Linked DNA regions of Mus musculus: region 2 is linked to region 1. Evidence: chromatin loops called from intact Hi-C (ENCODE). Cell type or tissue: heart. All regions are shown on one strand.

The links. Hi-C counts contacts between places; a loop is a spot of excess contacts. Peaks named below come from ENCODE experiments on the same cell type or tissue, not always from the same donor. Only the 100,000 strongest peaks of a DNase experiment are listed, where the experiment ranks them.
Region 2: a loop joins it to region 1, with 2.5 times the contacts of the local background. A loop is called at or near these places in 13 of 42 quality-filtered maps.

What each region holds. Positions count from the first base shown.
Region 1 is chr12:31,633,512-31,636,011 of GRCm38, forward strand. It overlaps Bcap29 (B cell receptor associated protein 29), which reads right to left and starts at 1,147. Exons shown (of 8, transcript NM_001164090.1): 1 at 1,094-1,147; 2 at 752-869. The coding sequence starts at 843. In heart, no CTCF peak of the experiment used is centred here; a DNase peak (open chromatin) is centred at 1,140; H3K4me3 peaks cover 1,649 bases; H3K27ac peaks cover 1,356 bases.
Region 2 is chr12:31,506,993-31,509,492 of GRCm38, forward strand. The region is part of intron 1 of Gm40362 (a long non-coding RNA gene); the gene reads left to right. Among named protein-coding and RNA genes, the nearest start is that of Gm40362, 8.6 kb to the left of the region's middle. In heart, a CTCF peak has its summit at 1,172 (motif pointing right); no DNase peak of the experiment used is centred here.

The DNA of each region.
Region 1 (2,500 bases):
AAGACTGCGTGGACCCTGAGCCAGTCCATTTTATTGTCCCAAGTAAACAGTTTTGCACCCATCCTTTTATTTCTCTGCTCAAATGCAGGGCAGTTTAGGGGAAGGGGAGGGAGAGAGGAAGAGGGGGAAGAGGAAGGAGAGAAATGAAGAGGCGGTGGGGGGTGGGGGAAGAGGATGAAGGGGGAGGAAGGAGAGAGGAGAGAGAGAATATAGATATATAGACAGGAAAGATGTCCAAGGCATAACCATGGCTTTATTATACCTGTAATCAAGACACCCACCCCCCAAAAAAACCTAGGTTCTTTTAAAAAGGAGGTGAAAATCTATTTGTACACAGAATCAAGCTTTATATAAAGTAGAATTTTAATAGTTACCAGATTGCAAATTTGAGTTTCATTTTTAAAGACTACCTTTTATATAATTGGCTCCCATCTTTTATTTAATTATCCATTTGTTGTATGTATGCATGTGTATTCATCATGTGTTTATGTGCGTGCATGGGTGTTTCTGGGCGTCCCAGGGTGGAAGTGTGGCGGTCAGAAGACAACTTTGTGGAGTCGGTTCCCCTTCCACCAGGTGGTTTCTGGGTATCGAACTGAAATTCTCTCCCTTGGCTGCAAGGGCCCTTTACCTACTGAGCCACCCCGCCGGCCCTCCCAAAACTTTCTAACCTTACAAAGAGCATCGCACGCCGTAGCCTGAAGAAGCTAATCAAACATTTGGTACTGTTAAGGATCTGACGGTTTCCTACCTCTGTGGAGGAATAAAGGGCAGACAGAAGAGTAAAATGAGTCCTATTTCAGCATAAAGAAAGCTGGCAACCGCCGCCCATTGGATTGTCATCGTTTTGTTTTGTTTTTTCTTCACACCTATACAGAGAAAGATTTCAATTTTAGAGAAACATGGGTGAACGGCCAGACACGCGGCGTGGGGCCTGCCGGGAGTTCGCCTAACTCCGGGTGACGAGGCAGTGCGCCGGACGGCCCCGCAGGTTCTTCCCCGGTCCCGAGGTGGCTCGGGCCGCAGAACGCCGCGGCCCGAGCCGCCGGACGCGAGGTCAGCAGCGGGGCCGCCCGCCGCCCGTCAGGCTTACCCGCCGCCGATCGCTCCGCGTGCCCCGCCGCCCGCCTGCGCGCGCACGTCCCACGCCGCCGGGAGCGCGCCGGGCCCGGCTGAGGTCACACTGGCGCGACCGCGCCTCCCGCGGCCCTTGTTTCCTGGTGCGCGGCGTGAGGCGGCCGAGGCTCCTCCACGTGGGCTCGGTATCCCCGGAGGGCTGATCCCCGATGCGGCTGATGCCGGATGACGGGAGCCAGGGCCCGGGTCTATGGTGGGACCCAGCCAGGTGCCCTAGGGTGGTAACCTGCCTCCCTGCCCGGAGCTAAACTGAATTTAAGTCATGGCCCAGGCCTGGGGGGTCTGTGGAGCGTTTTGTGTTTTGCATGCTGTTTTCCTGGTCCTACCGTGCCCATAGGCAAGACCAGGCAACTTGTGGGAACTGCTGGGTCTACTCCTTTACCTAACCATATTCCCTTAGGTAACTAGATAGGCCCCAGAAACCTTTGAGGGTGGATGCTCTCATGCTTGGTTAACTTTGCATTCCACCTCTGGTTTCCCTGGTAACACTAGAAAGAAAAACCTAACTACTGCCTCTCCTTAGGCTTTCTGGTCAATTCCTGTAATATCCCTGCTCCAAGTAGAGACTTGGCATCCCGATAACATTACATACTACATTACATACTGTCTCCATTAAGCTGGCCAGGAGTTCACTATCCAGGAAAAAGGATTCACTTGGAGATGTGTTAAAGAGGTGGGAGGGATAATTATTCCATTAATACGACGCAGCACTTACACATCCCAAGATGGCACTCCTTGAAGGAGCTTCCTTCTGCCCTGTGGCAGTAGTAAGCTTGCTTGGTTTTCTGGGTTCTAATTCAGAAAAGCCTAACACCTGCCTCTGTTTTTCTTTAGTGGATGGCCAAAAGCCTAAGCAAGCTTTCTGCTGATAATGGGCTTTCTCATTTCTGAATACCTGCCCCCTCCCGGAAGTACTGGTAGACCTTCATTTCTGAACAAGGCAGTGTTATTGGACCCTTTATGCCTAAAGATGTAACTTTTGTCTTTTTCCTCCTCTTCTCCATCCCCTTGGCTACCTTTTTTTTTTGTTTTGTTTTGTTTGTTTTTAATTCCAAATTAATAGTATTGCCCTTTAAAAAAAGCTTTGGCATTCTTTTATTAACAAAACTAGGAATCTAAAAGGGAACTCCAAATACTTCCAGGTTTTCAACATATGTGAATATTTGCAAATCTCAGAATGTAACTTCAAAAGGTTAAAAATCCCCTGTAAGGCTGTTGTGCAGTTGCTCAGATGCTTAATTTAATCATGACTTTTGAGCAGCCCATGTTCATTTGGGTTTGTAGTGTCCTTCTGCTAAGTGTCTATTAGAAATGTCTATGCGCCGGGAATGGTGGCGCATGCCTTTAATCCCAGCACTTGGGA
Region 2 (2,500 bases), 130 kb before region 1:
CGTGCACCACCACTGCCCGGCAAATGCCGCCTTCTTCTTCTTCTTCTTCTTCTTCTTCTTCTTCTTCTTCTTCTTCTTCTTCTTCTTCTTCTTCTTCTTCTTCTTTTCTTCTTCTTCTTCATTTTTTAAGATTTATTTATTTGCTTTATGTATGTGAGTACACTGTAGCTGTCTAAGGACACACCAGAAGAGGGCATCGGATCCATTACAGATAGTTGTGAGCCACCACGTGGTTGCTGGGAATTGAACTCAGGACCTCTGGAAGAGCAGCCAGTGCTCTTAACCGCTGAGCCATCACTCCAGCCTGCATTCTTTTCTTAAGCAGTAATGGTGCATGAGTTGTTAGAGATGCATACTGATGAAGTCAGGATAGAATATAATGACACAGCAGCCACCTACAGCATCAGCAAGGTATAGGTAAGGCAGTCATAGCTGTGTGTTTATGGTGGCTGTACTGATGTGTAATCTTCATGTTAAAGACTGAACTTTTATGGCTTTCCCAAATCTGAATGTTGATATCTTCACACCCAGCTTTAAAAAGTTATTTATTATTACATGTGTGCATGAACCTCAGGTCATGTATGGAAGCTAGAGAACAATTTGTAGAGTAAGTCGGTTCTCTTTCCACTCTAATGTGGCTTCTAGGGATCAAACTCAGGTCTCCAGGGCTGAAAGGCAAGTAAGAACCTTTACCCACTAAGCCATCTTGCCATCCCCAACGTCCAGTTTTATGGTATTATAAGACTTCCAGTGGGTGATTAGCATTAGATTCAGGCACGTAGGTGGAGATAAACAAACTGCTTCCTTGGAAACCTGTTGGTGTTTGAGTCTCATCTCCAGGGCACTAAAGCACACCACCATCTGCTTGCCTCCCTTATACAGATACATAATGCTGGCTTCTTTAATTGCACAGGTGACTTGCTGCTGTAGAGCTGTGGGTACAGTGGTGAGAGTTTGGCTCTGCAGTGTCTCTCTGACTGATCTTGGAAACTTCCCAAACGTCTCCTTGTCTTAAGTCTCTTTGTCTTTCAAGTAGAGATGATCGTCTCGGTCTGCAGGGGACTTTAGGAAGTGAAATTGACCAGTGACTTTAACTAGCCATAGTCCCCATCATTTCCTTTCTCAGGTAAATAAAAAATTTCTAGACTCAAACCTGTTTAAGGAGATAATGTCCACTAGGTGGCACCAGCCCATGGGTAAATAAAATATCCCAAGATTCTGTAGTCAAAAAATTGGAAATTATAAGGAAACAAAACTGCAGTAGTACTAATTAATGTTCGTATCTACATATAAGTTTTCTGTACTCTCCCCCCAAACTAAGACGGTAAAGCATAAGACAGTAAAGTTTTGTTCTGATTTGTGACTCAAGGCCCCTGTGTGGATACAGTTATCCTTGGGCTTGTGTTTTGCAGAAACCTTCTTGGTTTTTGTTTTTTGGGTTTTGTTTGATGTTTATTTTGCTGATAAGGTATGATTTGGAAAAGTCCCCTCTTGAAAACCAGTGGTTTTTGTATAGCCGTTGTCTTTCCTGATTACTCCTTTACTCGGGATTTACTGACTGTTTGCTGTGTGTCTGACACTGTTGCAGGCCCTGTGATAGAACTCTGGCTAGGTACGATACTGCTCCAGATGCACGGACAGGTTGTGATGACAGAGTTAGCAGGCGGGCACCCAGGACAGTGACTGGGGAGACTTCATGAGTCAGACCCTCTGACTGTGCTGCTGCGGTCACAGTCAGAACCTTGCCAGCTTACTCAAATGCTGTTTTCTCATGCTCTCCACAATCCTCCTTCCAACACAGCATCTCAGAATTGCTGAAATGGTGACCCTCTCCCCCTTGGGAGAAAACAACTGCTTCTTGTGTTCCCAGCTTTCACCCTCTACCCACTATTAAGCTTTGCAGCCTCTAGAAACTTGCTTTCATTTATTTTTGGTTTGCCTTTGAGGAAGGATCTCTTTGTGTAGCCCCTAAGCTGACCTCAAACTCATGTTTCTCCTGCCCTCACCTGCCTTTTTTTGGGATTATAGTATCACATCTATTTTGTAACTTGCTTCCTAGTGGGGTAAAACTGACACTGTTCACACAACAATTTCGGACAGGTTCTATGCTCTGAAGTGCTTAGAGCAGGTCATGTAGGGTAAAGCACAGACCATGCTTAGAGTAGAGCACTGTGGCATAGAGCAGCCATGGCACAGGATGGCGAATGCATATGTATGCTCTGGGCAGAGAATGTCTTGTTGGGAAGATGCGACCTGGGAAATAAGAAATCCATAGTCTTTGCTTAAAAACTTCAAGAAGTTAGGTTAGAGGAAGAGCTAAGTGCAAAGGTGTTGAAGGACGTGGCTGCTGAAAGGACAGAGCGATGCTAGTGTGCCTAGAATCTTATGATTTCCTGAGGGCTGGCTGGGGAAATGACTTCCGGGAGGAGAGGTGCCCATGCACTAACAGATTTGGCTCAGAACAGAATGATGAACTTAACACAGGAAAGGAGTGGAACTT